Linked DNA regions of Mus musculus: all the other regions are linked to region 3. Evidence: chromatin loops called from intact Hi-C (ENCODE). Cell type or tissue: left cerebral cortex. All regions are shown on one strand. Each heading gives the region's core, and the rest is flanking DNA. Links, peaks and the distances in the headings are about the cores only.

What was found. A loop is a pair of places that touch in the nucleus more often than their neighbours do. Peaks named below come from ENCODE experiments on the same cell type or tissue, not always from the same donor. Only the 100,000 strongest peaks of a DNase experiment are listed, where the experiment ranks them.
Region 1: a loop joins it to region 3, with 2.5 times the contacts of the local background. A loop is called at or near these places in 2 of 42 quality-filtered maps.
Region 2: a loop joins it to region 3, with 2.0 times the contacts of the local background. A loop is called at or near these places in 5 of 42 quality-filtered maps.

Annotation. Positions count from the first base shown.
Region 1 is chr6:137,379,537-137,384,925 of GRCm38, forward strand. Ptpro (protein tyrosine phosphatase, receptor type, O) reads left to right here. Exons shown (of 27, transcript NM_011216.3): 5 at 638-1,111; 6 at 3,033-3,194. Among named protein-coding and RNA genes, the nearest start is that of Gm52924, 110 kb to the left of the region's middle. In left cerebral cortex, for the core only: no CTCF peak of the experiment used is centred there; no DNase peak of the experiment used is centred there.
Region 2 is chr6:137,354,509-137,359,897 of GRCm38, forward strand. All of the region lies in intron 1 of Ptpro (protein tyrosine phosphatase, receptor type, O), which reads left to right. Among named protein-coding and RNA genes, the nearest start is that of Gm52924, 83 kb to the left of the region's middle. In left cerebral cortex, for the core only: no CTCF peak of the experiment used is centred there; DNase peaks (open chromatin) are centred at 3,013 and 4,285.
Region 3 is chr6:137,246,965-137,252,353 of GRCm38, forward strand. Ptpro (protein tyrosine phosphatase, receptor type, O) reads left to right here and starts at 5,335. Exons shown (of 27, transcript NM_011216.3): 1 at 5,335-5,389. In left cerebral cortex, for the core only: no CTCF peak of the experiment used is centred there; a DNase peak (open chromatin) is centred at 2,915.

The DNA.
Region 1 (5,389 bases), core at 1,900-4,399, 130 kb after region 3:
AAGTTTTTAGAAAATGATTTTTAAGCTACCCAGGGATAGGGACACATATTTTCTTAATGTGGGATTGTGGTAAGACCAGGAATGTTTGAATCACTGTACGTGAGAAGAAGTTAAATTACCACATTAACACATACAGTATAAAAAGTTACTACCCGTGAAGTGTGACTGGTGAGAAGCTAAGAGATAGAAGTAAATATATGTATACTATACAAAATGTTAGAAGCTTAGATATGGTTGGCTTAGAAATTGTTCCTCCTAATACTTTCTCTACGGCTGCCTAAATGGCTCAGCTGGTGGAGGTATTTACCACCAAGCCTAGTCACCCCAGTTCGGTCTCCAGGACTCACATGGTAGAAGGTCAGATCCAACTGTTTCACGTTATCTTCAGATCTCCATATATAACATGCTGAGGCATGTGGGTACACACACTCGCGCACACACACACACACACACACACACACACACACACACACATGCATGCACGCACTCACTCACACTCACAATAAATTAAAGGGTTTTTTCCTGTCTATAAGAAGTCAAATTAAGATGCACCTGATAATTGTGTTGGACTCATGAGTAAATAAATATTCAATATGAGTTAAAAGTTACAGGGAAATGAAAACTCTCTCTTCCACAGCACCATATCCACCTCGAAACATCTCTGTTCGCTTTGTCAACTTGAACAAGAACAACTGGGAGGAGCCGAGCGGGAGCTTCCCCGAGGACTCGTTCATCAAACCACCGCAAGATTCAATAGGAAGAGACAGACGCTTCCATTTCCCCGAAGAAACTCCGGAGACTCCCCCCAGCAATGTGTCCTCCGGTTCTCCCCCCAGCAATGTGTCCTCCGCTTGGCCTGACCCGAATAGCACAGACTATGAAAGCACATCACAGCCCTTCTGGTGGGACAGTGCATCCGCGGCCCCTGAAAACGAGGAGGACTTTGTCAGTGCGCTGCCAGCAGACTATGACACTGAGACCACACTCGATAGGACAGAGAAGCCCACAGCCGACCCTTTCTCTGCCTTCCCTGTGCAGATGACTCTGAGCTGGTTACCACCCAAACCGCCCACAGCCTTTGATGGCTTCAATATCCTCATAGAGAGGGAAGGTGAGGCCTTGGGAGTTGGGAGGAGCAACATGGAACTGGGGAGCACGGGGAAGGAGGGGCGGACCTGAACTCAGGGAGGAAGATTGACAGACACTCTCAAAGGGAGACTTTAATTGACTGCTTGGTGTTGCCTGAGAGAGCAGAAAACCGAAATACATGGATTAGATCAGAATCTTCAAATTTGGATGATTTGTAAGTTGCAGTCATTGCAAGTTTTACACATTTCTCTACCCAGCATTTTCCATACCCCAGGCCTCTAAAGGGGAGCCTTATATTTAGAAATATTTAACTAAAGAGTAGGGCCATCAAAACACATTACAGAATATCCTTAAGGAATGCTGTTTGTTTATATGCAAAATCGAGGAGCATTCGAGGGAAAGTCTTTCTACAAAGTGACTCCTTCTAGATGTGTGAATTCCTTAGCTAGCTTGATGCCATCCGATTTACCCTGAGAAATTGATAGTAAGTGGAAAATATGCAGAAGACAGTATTCACAATATAGTTTTGATTCACTTAACTATCATTGGAAATTATATGTGTGTGTGTATGTGCATATATATATGAGAATATATTTGTGTCTGTCAGTGTGTGTGTGTGTGTGTGTGTGTGTGTGTGTGTGTGTGTGTGTGCTGTTTTTGAGACAGGGTCTGATGTAGCTTAGGCTCTCGAATTTGACAGGTATCTGAGGATGACCCTGAACTTGTGACATACCTTTACCTCCAAGTGCTGAGAGTATAGGTGATTGCCAATATGCCTCCCAAGTTCTCTATCATTATATATTACATTATGTTATATATTATATTTATTTATTATAGTCTATACATTTGTGAAAAGACAGACATAGCACAGCTCCATTGTTGATCACCAAGCTTTTCTTGTTGTTTCTTGTTTGCTGGGACTTGACAAGGGCTACATCATTTCTATTCTCCTGTCTCATATTAGGATGACAAAGGTTGTCAAGTCATCAAGTCTGAAATTAGAAAGGCTGCCTTAATTTCATGGTGTGCAATTAGAATCATGTCAGCTTACTGTGGAAGAGAGTTAACTCCTATTTAGTGAAATGAGACAAAATATTTCTTTATTCTCTACTTCTAGATAATAATAATCAGCTACACTCTAAAACTGCACAAAATCGAAATTGTCGTTTTAGGTATTTAAGTCAAAAGTCGTCATTTGGCTGAGTTGTCTGTTTTGTTTTGTTTTGTTTTGTTTTATTGATCATTTTATTCGCTCCTTTAATCTTTTCCAGTTCCTCAGGTTACTCTCTAGAACAAAATATCTTGTAACTCAGAACACTTTTTAACTGCCTATTTTCAAGAAAGTTCAATTAAATCGTGCATTTTTTTTCTGAGTATACAGTGCTCCTTTGAAGTCAAGCAATAACAGATTCAAATGAAATACTATGTATCAGGAGACAGATGCAGAATAATATCACCTTTAATGGTGCTTGGGCAAATAGATGAAGAAAAATAAAACCAAGACACCTTATAAACTAGAAGTAAGCCAATATTAAAAAAATAATAATAATTTAGTGTTACAAGGAACTTGTGAGGTATTTAATGAGTGCTATTTCTTCTCTTCCAGGGAGGGCGGTGGATGCTGCCCTCGCCTAACAGTCTCTTGTGTACATGATTCAGTGAGGTGGGTGTGGGCAGCGTACCAGGCCTCCATGTGATGGAGTTGAACACTATATTTCAGGTCTGATATTCTAGTTTTATAAGTACAATATGAGTTTGAGTTGCATTTCCTTGTTTATAGCGCCTTTGCCGTAAAGGTTAAGGTTGAACTTGGAATGTAAGAAAGGAGGACAATCATAGATACACATTTTACAAACCTCATCAGTTTGCCCTCCCTGGGCCCTTCCGGGCGTCAATCCAAGTATGTTCTCGTTTTAATTTTTTGCCTTTTGCCTTTGATCCAGAGAACTTTACTGACTATTTGACAGTGGATGAAGAAGCCCATGAATTCGTTGCAGAACTGAAGGAGCCTGGGAAATACAAACTCTCAGTGACAACCTTTAGCTCCTCGGGGGCCTGTGAGACTCGGAAAAGCCAGTCAGCAAAATCGCTCAGCTTCTACATCAGTGAGTAGCCAAGGGATGGTCGTGCGCTTACAGGAGCTAGAACAGTGAACCTGCTGAGGTTGGGCCTGCACTTCGGGAGCTCCAACAGGAAACTGTGAGATTAATGAGGCTTGGTTGTCAATTATTCAGCAGTCCCCACGGATCCTGGGGATTCCTCAAGGTCAGGGGAGGCCATTATGCCTGAGAGGAGATGCATATATGTTCCGGGAAGCAAATCTGCTCTGAAAGTTAACCAGCGGATTTTTTTCCCCACTGTTGTGATAACCGAATGTTTATTAAACTGACCTTCCACGCCAGGCATAACCATGGCTCTGAGGACGCGCACACACACAGCTGGGGAAATAGGATTTTTGTTTGAGGCTGCAATAAAATTCAGCATTATGGGATTATGTGGGGGGAAAATCTTATTAGAGTATTGAACTTGCAGAGGGCTCAAAGATTTCAAGCAGACTCGAGCCTGCAGGGTGTCTGGGCAGTCATCAGGAGAAGGTAGAGTGTCCTCAAGTTCCCAGAACTGAGTTTGGGGGAGGCTTCTAGCTTCTCTGAGAGCTTTCACAGTACAACTAAAGTGTGGTTTGCAGAGCAGCATGTAGAATGTGTATCTATTTCCTCTTTAGATAAGCTATGATTATTTGAAGTCCTCAGGTTAAAAAAAATGGTTCCTTAGCTTATCAGACATTAAGTGTGCCTTTAGATTAACACAAAGAAAAGTCACAGATTAAAGATACCTGTCCAAAAACAATAATCTGTATAATATGTCTCCTCCTTCCTAAGGGGCAAATAATACCTTACTTCAAATAACCCTCAAAAAGTAGGTAGGCAGAGACAGGAGATCAGTTCACTTAGCAGCTTAAATACATTAAAAATATGCCCACGTAATGTATACCTTTTGTAAAAGTAACTTTTAGTTTCCTGTTCTAATTGTTGTCTTTGAGGCTTACTGCCTCCATCTGCTAACCTAGGCCTAGTTCTGGAAGCTTCTAGCCTCTGTCCAATCTTATTTAGGCCTAGAATGTTTTCAGCCTCTGAGGCTTGCTACTGAATAAGTTCACTCCCTCCTAGTCCTTCCTGAGCTCTAGCTAGCTGGTTCAACCCAGCTATTCTGGCCCAAACTCCTCTCCAAGATGACTGATTCAATCTGGCTTCTCTCTCTGCCTCTGACTGAATTGATCTGCTTGGCCTCTAACTAACCCTGGCAATCTGCTTTAACCTTCTGTCTCCTCATTCTGCAGCACCTTCTGTCTTCACCTGTGTCTAGTTTGTTCTCTCTCTCTCTCTCTCTCTCTCTCTCTCTCTCTCTCTCTCTCTCCAACCTGTCTCTGTAAAACTCTCCTGTAAAACTACCTCTTTCCTCTTTTTTTCTCTGCACTGCCCCTCAGTACCTTCTTCCCTTTCCTCTCTCTTCTTGTGAAACTTGGGCACATCCCATTCTGTCAAATCTTTCTCTGGTTCATCACTTTGTCTGCCACTCAATTAGACATCACATTCAAACATGGCTTCTTCCTTCTGCCAACTAGCTTTACTCTCGTTGTTTGGGATTAAAGGTGTATGCTAAGGGCTGATCCACACCGCAACTAGAAACAGTTTTGTTTTATTTTGTTTTGTTTCAGTTTCAGTAAATAACACAATCTCTGGGCTCACAGTGTGATAAAATGTTCTGCAACAGATTCTTCTTCCATGAAAAGCTCTGAGTTATAGGAAGTGAATCTGTTACTCTCATGTGTGTTAAGGCCAAGACTTGAATTTAAGGTTGTTCGAGGCCATATCATAACGATAACAGTGTTGGTCAGCTAAGCTACCAAATCCAAACACTCACAGTCTCCATGACATTGGGTGGGGTAACTGAGTCTCTGGGCTTCAATCTCCTTATTAAGTTAAAGCATTAAATCTCTTACTTTGTGTTTATTTTATTTTTCTTATCTATGCATGTATTTAGTCTTGAACCAGGGTTTCATGTAGCTAACTCAGGCTAACCTTAAATACACAGTGTAGCTGAAGAGGATCTTGAATCTTGAAGATAAGGATCACCTTACCTTCACCTGCCAAGTGCTGGGATTACAGCTCTGCACCACCATTCAGGTTATGGGATGCTGGGTATCAAATGCAGGGCTTTGTACATTCTAGACAAACATTCAAACAATCGAATTACATCCCTAGCCCACCAAGGCTCCTTTTGCTTCTAACGTTCCAAATGG
Region 2 (5,389 bases), core at 1,900-4,399, 110 kb after region 3:
TAGATCCCTTTCTAAGCGTATGTGACTTTTAGGTTACCAAAGTCCTATTTAATGATTAGTATACACTCTTTTCTCGGATAATATAATTTCAACTACATTTATGACCAAACACAGTGATAAAAACGCCTTGTGTCTTGCTTTCATCTTTATTTCTTCGTCGTCTAAAAATGACAAATACTGAAATTGGTTTTCATCTCCTCTTCAAAAATTATCACCTGTTTCCAAATGTAGCCTTAATTCCACCATTGACCCAACCATCCGATTTCCTTAGTGTCTGTAGAGAATGGGCAGAAAACCTGCCGAAGTAAACTTTGTCTCTTGAGGCAGAAAGGAAAACCAAACGGCTTTGACAAGTTTAAGAGCTCGAAACAGTATAATATAAATCTCATTGGCTTGAATTCAAGAGGACTGTATTTGAGAATTATTCTCCTCCTATACTTCCCCTTTAATAGCAGTGGTCCTTGTCCTGGGCCTCGTGCCTCCTTGGCTTACTGACCACGGGATTCTACTTACCCCAATCCAAGCTGCACACTCGAACTCAGCCCCTCATTCGAATAGAGGGCTGCTCGTGACTCCCCATGCACAGAGCACTAACACCCGTGAGGACCTCCTTGGCATCTAAGCATGGTAAGCCAGGTCCTGCCTCCTCCAAGAAGGTTGGTGTACTCACTCTGTCCCCAGGATACCCTGGAATACTCAGCACCACGCTCTACCTGGCTCATCCATCTCGACTCTTCAGTTCACTTCGGCTCGTGAAGCATCCTTTCTATCACGGCACCTGGTCCTTATAACACTTGCTGACTATGGCAATCAGTCACCATTTCTGTGGGATTCCTTTCTGTGTGGCAGGATTTTGTTTTGGTCTCACAAATATGCTCCTGTATTGATCATGAGGAAATAATGTGAAATTGCTGCTTGAATTTGTATTTGAAGTACTTCCTAGTCATTGATTAAATAATAATAATAATAATAATAGATAAATAGGGATATATCATGTACTTAACATATGCCAACTGTTGTTGTTGTTATTCATTTCTCATTTTCACTGCAGCAGTCAGTTTGGACTTAAACAATAATTACCTGATAAGTAAAAATCTCTCACACATTGAGTGCTAAATGGATTACACCCAAGACCCATTAATCAACTAAGCTAATGCATCATGTAAATAGCATTTCAGATCCCAAACAAAAGAATCGCCCCGTTAAGCACTAAGTATACGTAATTATTCCTATTACCTATCACAAATTATGTACAACCATGTTTGAAAAATATGTTATTATAAAATATTAGTAAATTAGTTGAGCAAGTAGTCTATGATTTGCTTCCTAAAAGCTTAAGCTAATAGAAAAATCTTAGGAGAAGTGACCGAAGAAAACAGATCCCGATAGTGTCTAAAAGGATACCGGATGCGTATTCCTTAAAGCTTAAAAATGACTCATGAGCTCAGCTTTATTCATTCATAACTCTGCAGACTTATTAAACAAAGGCCATCCACCATCTGACTCCCCACACATAGACCAGTCAAGTGAACATGGATGATTGTATGTCTCATAGTTTCCATAGCAACTGATGATTTATTAATGAGTTAATCTGTGTGTTGCTATGAAGGTATAATTCCCTGAAAGTCAGAAACAAATTGTAGCCTAGGTACGGAGAAGATGGGGAGAATGATGGCTGGAAAGGAGACAAGTGAGATGTACCCACTGCTCAGCTTGAGTTGTATCTGCCCAATAGTGAGAGAGAGAGATGAAGTAATTTGTAATACAAGTAAAGAATAGCGAAGCAGGCGTAAGATATCAGGGTTCAGTTTTCATTGATCATCTACCCTTATTCTTAATTTGTAGCTTTTCTCTCACGTCCCACTTACCCTTTGTACTTCATTTCCTCCTCTCTTGGGTCCCATCCTGCTCTATATTCCTTTCCATTTCCCTGTCTTATTGTCTCCCTTACTTGGGCCAGAATTTCTTTTTTTTCCCCACCTCTATCTCTAGTGATCAGGGCTTCACCTTAGCAAAATAGAAATAGAGATCTGCCTATCAGATCTGAGACATGGGGATAAGCTGTCGGCACAGTAAGGATCTGTAGGTAAGGGTTCAGTGAATCTACTGAGATAGACATACTTTGCAAACATTTATAAAAGTCCAAAGAACAAAGCAATGTGTTAGACAACAAGATGGTTTTTATACCTATGAGGCTAAAATCTACCAGGAAGCTTAGAGAACAGACACAGAGCTGACAGGAGAAAAGGCCTAAAGAGAGGAAATGGGAGACGTAGAAAGAGGGAACAGAGAGCCAGTGCTTAGGAAAGGAAAACTCAGCATTGATGTTTCAAGCTGATTTTCAGGGTGTTCGAGATAGGAAAGGCACGTCTCAGAAGATCCACCGTGTGGGCATTGGCTTCAGATGATGACGCTTTCGCCCTCAGCTGTCTGTGAATAGTGTTCATGCTATGACTTTATTATGAATGAATGAAATGCCATAAATGGAAATGTCCTACCCTAAACGATATAGATTGTTGTACACTGGCCTAGTACTTGTGTCCAGACACCAAGAGCAACTGTCTTTATAAACAAGGATATGTGTAAAAGAGGCTAGGACATTTCTGAGTAATACTACACACTAGTTCACCACTGCCATGAAACTCACTAATGTTATCTACTGGGTTATTAATTAACTACTTTCAAAAATATTAACTACTTAATATTAAACACTTATTAAGTATTAAATATTACTTATTAAATACTAATTAAATATTACTAGAATAACTATTTTGCTTTCAAAAATAATGCAAAATTTCTTTTTTTTTTTACACTTTTTAAATGATATGATAATGAAAACAGGAAAATACTGGACAGTGAAATGGCAGCTAACAAGGTCAATGTGTCACGGAAACGTCATGACATGTCCCAACACCCAGTGTGAGAGGCTTCTTTATGCACATGTGCAACTTTCTGAAGAATGGAGCCTTTCACTGAGCACAGTAGGCGGCCGACTGTCTTTCTACAGCTGTTCTCAAAGACAAGGGTATTTTTGAGCTTCATTTACAAAACATAAATATCATATTGTTGTTTCCATCTTCTTCTGAGTCTAAATAGCAGGAGTGAATAACTGAGCACCCAACTCATGCACTGGTGCCCGGTTATCTCCGAGAAATAAAGATCAACGAGACAAATGCCCCAGTTTTGCTCTCCCTCCGACAGAGAACCTGACATGCTTCCTCCTTATGAATCGCTTTGAGATGCTTTAAATATGCGTTTGAAGGTCGAGAGATCCAGGGGCAAAGGAGAAAGGACATGGGAAATGACTTGTGCTTCTTGAGTAAGGACAGTCAGTCTGTTACCAGAGTTGAAAAGTTCAGCATCTAGAGGGATCTGTCCCAAGAGGTCTTGATACGGATTGTAAGATCACAAGACACCGATTTCGCAGTGCGAAACATCCACAGTGAGGGAAGGGAAACTTTACCCTGAAGGGACACCTAAGTAGGACTGCAGAAGCAGAGAATGCTTGAGGCAGGAGGATGCTGCTGAGTTTTAGTTGTCGGCTGAGTTCTTTAAAATTGTGATGGAACAGTTTTGGTAGAGACACTAGGATGGCAAACGGTGAAGGGTTCTGAGTGACAGCCTAAAACAGCTAGCTCAGCTTAGCACTCGGGAAGAAGTGCAAGTCTTTCTTTCTCCTTTCTGTCTGCCTTTCACGGCCAGAGTTGTGATTGGTTGGACACTTAGGACAGACCCAGCTATGCCACATAGTTTCCAACCTTCGTGCCATATAGCTGTCTCCATCTGTCTTCATTACTATGACAAAGACATCTGTGGCTGGTTCAGATACAAAGGAATGGAGTGTAGTTCCATGTTCAGATGGAAAGAAGCATCTAATAAGAGTCTCATGCTGTTCTATAATATTGCATTTTTAAAAAGCCAATGCGGATGGCAGTATGAGAGAGGGGGAGGGGAGGCAGCCTCACTCCAGAGCCACAGTTCTCAACCCGCAGGTCATGACCCCGTTGGTGGTAAGACCACCCTTTCTTAGGGGTCACATATCAGATCTCCCGTGAATCAGATGTTTATATTACAACTCACACCAGTAGCAGAGTTACAGTTATGAAAGTAGCAATGGAGATGATTTTATGGTTGGTGGTCACCGCAACTTGAGGAACTGTGCTAAAAGGGCACAGCATTAGGAAGGGTGAGAACCACTGCTCTACAGCAAGGTGCTCTTAAAAGTCACAGGAGAGGGCGTGCCTACGCCTTTGAGGAAAAGCCAAGACCTCTCGCTAAGCATCCGAAGCCACGCCCCAAGCTGCCACAGTGCCAATCACTGGAGTTTCAGGACAGCTTCCATTCAAACCATGGCTTGAGTCGTTGTGAAAAGAAGCATTGACCTTGCCCTCTAAACTAGGAAGTCTGGAGTGTAGTTCATTTATCTGTGTTCTAGAGAGCAAATGACATCGTAATTAAAACACTGTTATTTTCCTGCATAGTCCTGTTGTTCTTATATATACCGCCTTACCAAGAGACTATTATTTTACATGTTATTCTTCATAATCAGTAAGCAGTCTTTTGAAATTGTGTTTCTTTGCGTGGCGGGGTATTTATGGGGGAGTGGTATATGCACGTGAATTCAGGTGACTGTAGGGGCCAGAGGAAGGCATCAGATCTGTGCGAGCCGAAGGTGGAGGAGGTTGTGAGCAGCCTGATGTGGGTGCTGGGAATCAAACTCCTCTGCAAGAGCAGCATGTGGTTTCTTAACAGCTGGGCTGTCTCTCCAGCCACCAACTTGGCATTTTAAAGAGGAGAGAAGAGCTGGGCCTGATGGCGTATGCCTTTAGTCCCAGCAATCAGGAGGCAGCGGCAGGTGGATCACTGTGAGTTGAAGGCTTGCTTAGTTCAAGGCCTGCTTGGTCTACAAAGAAAGTTCCAGACAGCCAGTGATATACAGAGAAATCCTATCTTGGAGAGAAGGGGTGTGAGGAAGAGAGACAGAGACAGAGAGAGAGACTCAGAGAGACAGAGAGTAGATTAAGACTAGTTCCAAGGCCGGGCCCTGTTAGCATAGTCAAAAGCCAGAGACTAGGGAGGTCACAGACCATGTAGGGAACCTACTATTTCTTCTAAATGTTAGGATCGGACCTCTCTTCTGAATTGAAGTGCACACATTTGACTCCTTACCTAGCACCTGCATTTGGATGTGCATTAAGCCGTACCAAAGTAACACTATGGGTCATCCTCTTTCTTCCCTCACCGTATCTGCCTGCACAGCCTGCTGGTTATGACAGTGAAGTGAGTGTGTATCTGCGTGTGTCTGTGTGTGTGCGCGCACACGTGCATGCACACGCACCAGTCAACTCACTGGGCTTAGCGGACTATGCCTTCTTAGTCTTTCTCAGAC
Region 3 (5,389 bases), core at 1,678-4,177:
AGTATCTGTCTCCATCTTTGCACCTAACTTGTGACATCTTTCCTGCTAGACTGTCAGCTCCCAGAAATCAACGACTGTATCTTCATCTTTCTCTTATGCGCATGATGGCAGGAGTTGGAAAAATATACTTACTAAGTGGCATAGTAGTTAATTGATCTGTAATACAAAAGGGAAGAGAAAGAATTCATTTTATAAGATGGATTCTGAGGTTACGTCTAAAGAGATGCTGAGGGAACCAGACCTGTAATCAGCAAACTGAATTTGATCTAGAATTCTGATTGTTAATTATTTTGAAATGATGTTTAAAATGCTGACACATAGATAAGCATTAAATCTTCTGAAATTAGTCTTTGGAGGTATAAACTGACATGCAAATAGGTTTTGGGGGGGGGGCTGTGGACCTAACTCAGTCGGTGAAGCGTTTGCCACATAAGCAGCAGGACCATAGTTTAACTCCCAGCAGCTATGTAAAAAGGGAGGAAGAGGGGGAGGAGGAGGGGAGGGAGAGGAGGAGGGAAAAGAGGTGGAGGAGGAGTGGAGGGGGGAGAAAAGCATAATAGAGCCCATTTGCTTTAGAGGAAGAGAGGCAGATCTTTGGAATTTGCTGGTTCACCAACTTGGCCTAATTGGCCAGCCCCAGGTTCCAGTGAGAGATTCTATACAAAAACCAAGATGGAAGTTTTATATTGTATGCACAATTTAATGAGTTTGAAGATAAGTTGAGATCCATCGACTTCAGTGGCTCTCCACCTTCCCAGTGCTGTGGCCTTTTCATATGATTCCCCGGGTTGCAGGGAACCTCAACCATGGAATTATATTCACTGTTATATCATAACTATAATTTGGCTACTGCTATAAATTGTAATGTAAATATCTGATGTATAGAATATCTGATGTGAAACTGCTATCAAACAGTCATTTGAACCCCAAAGGGTTCCCGACCCACAGGTTGAGAACCACTGGTCTAAGTCGTTTACTAACTCTTGGTTAATGCAGCTATAGTAAGGTGTATATAACTAAAGTTTGTAAGTGCCAAGATATGATAGGCACCCAAGTAAAAATTTAGGGCATCTCTATCCAAGAGTTCCTCTGGTTCCTTTCTGGCTGACTTTATCCACTACTTCCAAGCCTTGGAAATCACTGATCCTCTTTTGGATATGTGGATTTGCAGTTTCCAAGAACTTACATAAATAGAACAATAACAGTTTGTGGCTTTTCCACAAACTGTATTGTTCTAATTTCCCTTGAATTAGTACAATGTCTTTCTCAAATGGTTTCTTTTCCGTCTTTCTTCAGTCCACCAGGAGTATGTCCCGTCCCACCCCCTAGTCAACTTCTCATCTTCTCTCACAAATAGACCTTGGGATATTACCAGCTTTATAATTTTAGCATGAAAATAGGTTTACTGTGTCTGTGTACAGATGTCAATGAAACACAATTGTGCCTGTTGGTAGAATCCTTACCATTTGGACAGTGCATTTCTCCAAACTTATGATTAATGGTTTCATGATCTGTATACAGCTTCTGGAATCTTCATCATCAAATTCTCTGTAATTGCCCATTTGCAGCCATTTCAAAGGCGATGTGTATTTTGATGCTCTTGAATGTTAGACACACAGGAGACACTAAGAGCTAAGTTGTGTACTTTTAGTTTGAAGGGAAGTAAAGAAGGAAGGGAGGGAGGAGGAGACGCCATTTCTACCTACCCCATGCTATGTCTTTCTTCAGCTACCAATCACCGCCAGGTTCTAACCTTCCTTCCTTCCAAGCTAAGGTCAGCCCTCCTTAAAGCATTCTAACAGGACGTTAGAACTTTAAAGTGAAATTTACTTTAGCAAAGGCTAGAGATGAGGAAGAGCTAAGTAGTTGACAGCAATGTCTACAACAACCAGGAAAAATATTTTAGAAATTAATATTGTTAACTATACTTTTTTAGGAAAAAAAATCACGTGTAAAAATACAAGGTCGATCACTGATTGAGGGCAATCTAAATACTAGAAACAGCCAGTAATCCTGCGCACGGGCCCCTAGAAACAGCCAGTAATCCTGCGCACGGGCCCCAAACAAGGAATATCATCTGAACCATAGCAGTCAGCCTTCCCAGTATAAGGCCGTTTACAGTTGGTGTCCAGTGATAAATATCTACTCATGTTTTCTACACATACATGCCTTCTTGTTTTTAAAATAGACATTTCTGAGTTATGATGTACACTACATTTTATGGTCTAGTTTTTCCTTTTGCCTTTTTTTTTAGAACTATATAAGGAGTAAAGTAAAAAAGATGTCTTAGGAATTATTGACGGGAAGAAGGAGCTAACAAGAGATGCGGACACATGTGAAAGCGGATACAAGCCTCGGTGGTGGGTACCCCTGCTTTCCCATCCTGGCAAGTGGAAGGAGTCTTGGTAGCTCCATCCTGCTGTTCACCTGAGAGCTGTCAATCACGTGCATTCTGAAAGACTTGGAGCTTATGAGTTGTCAACACAGTTCTTAGGTGAGAAGTCAGGCCTCATCAGAGGGAGAGCACTAAACAAATGCCCCAAGAGACTGAAAACCAGAGCGTTGCTGACTGTCCTTCTCTTGAGAACTCGTTCCGTGTAATCTTCAGTTCACACTCGGTAAACATTGCAATCTGTGGAACATGGTTGGCAATCTTAACATCTATGGTGAGTTTTCCAGGTTGGGTACTGTTTGATGCTTCCTGAGTCAAGTTTTCCTCCTCCCTGTAATCTACACAAAGCAAATTATTTGTCAATGAGGAGTCCCTCCACGCCCCCCCCCCCACCACCACATGAGCAACTGTCTAATACTGAAACTGCTGACAGCCTTGCAAGCTATTTCAGTCCTGGAAGCTGGGACTGCACACGTGGAACTGCATTATAGAGCTGTCTCTGGGCGACACAGTTGAGCTTCATTGGCCTGGGCAGTGCAGGAGTCCCAATTGACTCGTCATTAGGGCTCTTGCAGGGATTCTCGCTGCGTTCCCTGGCTGCTATTACCCCTGTTTGTATGTGAAAGAAAGATGTGACTGACCCACAGAGGCGAGAACAAGAGTTTTACTTATTAAAAAAAAACAAACAATTTCTTCCAGTCAAATAAATAATCTTTCAGACTTAACATCATCGGTCTCTCAGATCGCTAACTGCTCATTATTGTCCTTTTCCAAGTAAACAGCTTTGTTTCATTCTGAGAGTCATTTCATTTAAAATTCAGTGCACAAGGGGGTCCATTTTGTTCTGTGTTTATCTTTCTCCAGACAGAGTGACATCTAGAGAATACAATGCTCTGAGCCCTCTTTAGGAAGCAGCATGGTTGAGACTGGAAAACCTAATGGATACTTTCAGGCAACTGGGGACCAAAATGACTGCATACATTAATGCTACCTGTGGCCATTCTTGTTGGGACTCTCTAAACTAGTTTAGTAAGATTTAACATGTTTTAGAAACACAGCAATGGAAGACCAGCTAGTGGTCTGAATCAGCACACCACGGACAACGCCACATACGCATTCTTAGCGGGAGTCTCCAGTAAGAATTTGTGATCCTGTCATTGGTTTAGACACAAGAACAAGCAAGACTATTTTTTTCCCTCTGTGATCACTATGTAAAATGTTTATCTCTGGAAAGGATCTCTTCTATGATTACCACATAAAACTTCCAGTCTTCAGGCCATGTAGTCACATGCTGCTAATGGAATATTAATCATGCTAATTACTAGTGCTTTCCTGGGCGGTGATGCACTAAACACTTAATGTTGCTGCTGCCCTAAAGTGGTCCACGTACACATCTGTACACAATGTGTGATTTAACTGAGCAGAGAGAAGGTGAAGCATACAGTTAGGTAGGGGTATTTAAAGTAATGCATTATTTTGAAAGTACCTTTTGCATTTATATGATTAATATTTGAGCAAAATTGCTTCCTAATGCCTAAAATAGATCAAACATTCCTATCCCAAATATATATATGTGTGTGTGTATACACACACACACACACACACACACACACATGTATATGCACAATTAACCTTACATATGTATTTAATTCACATACTGATACTAAAATAAAACTCTATTTAAAAGAATAACTTCTGGCATCTTGTGAGTACCACTTAGGCCCCAACTTGAGCATCTCTGTCTGGAAATTAGATCACTGTGGAGCCTCTTTGATGTAGCTGGAAATGGAAAACCACTTTCAAAAGCTTCAAAATAAAAGAAAAACATATCAGACCAAAGGCTCTGAAAGTGCAGGTCTGAGGAGCCATTTCTTAGAAAGCACTCGAGTTTGGCCCAGAAGTGGGAAGCAGGGAAAACCTTGGGGGGGGGAGAGGGAGGGAGGGCATGAGAGTCAGGCCAACAAAGGACAGGCACGAGGGCGCTGAACAGAAGTCCATCAAGGCTGTGTACTGAGGTAGCTTTGGTGCCAGCAAGGGAAACACTCACACACAAGCCCAGAGCCTCGTTCTGTTTTCTGAAGAACTGTTAGTGCCTCGATCTATTCATGCAAAAATTCCTAATCCAAACCTTTAGTTTATAGTCCTCATGTAGAAAAAGATGAGCACACACGACTCTGATCCTATAGCAGGCCACCATTCCTCAGCTGTGTCCCAGAGTGCTGGTGACACACTCCTAAGTGCACCGCCAGGGTGCCCTTTTCTGTCACCTGATACCACACTTTGAAGGATAAAAACAAAATTCCAGCACCTCAGGGCCCACCCAGGACATTTACATGATAAAAAGAAATGACTTAATATAATGAATCCCACTTTTTATTTTTAATATAGAGTTGTCTTTCAAAAACTACACAAAACCTCTAGAGACAGATAAGTAGACATGAGACACACTTCATGGAAATCGTTGCTTGTGATTCTAAATTCTTAGATTAGTTAGTTATTCATGGATAATTCAGAGTACTTAGTGTGTTCACACACAGAGAGAATATATTACACACTTATTCTAAATACGTGTAAAATACTGTGAGCTAGGTGTGGGCAGCAGGATAAGAGGGGGAAACGCACAGAATTATTCAGTTTCCCTAGCTGATTATAGGATGCTATGGGGGAATTGAACTGAGGTCGGGGGGTATAGAAGTTGAGATTCACTCCTCTTTTCGAAAACATTAAGTGTCACTTGTAGTGTCACTTGTAAATACAAGGGCAAAGGAACGGGGGGGGGGGGTTGAGAAGGGCCTGAGATAAGAGAGAGGGGAAACCCTCAAACAACTCTTCCTAGGAGACTCTGGAAAGGCTGAGGCGGAGCCTGGTCTGGGGGGCTGCCTAGCAATGGGAAGCAGGCAGGCCCTGGTGGGAGGACCCAAGATCTGCACTTGAGGAGTTCCTTGCTCTGAGAGAGAACACCACTGTTGCTAGGGGGCCGCGGAGGGTTGTCTGCCT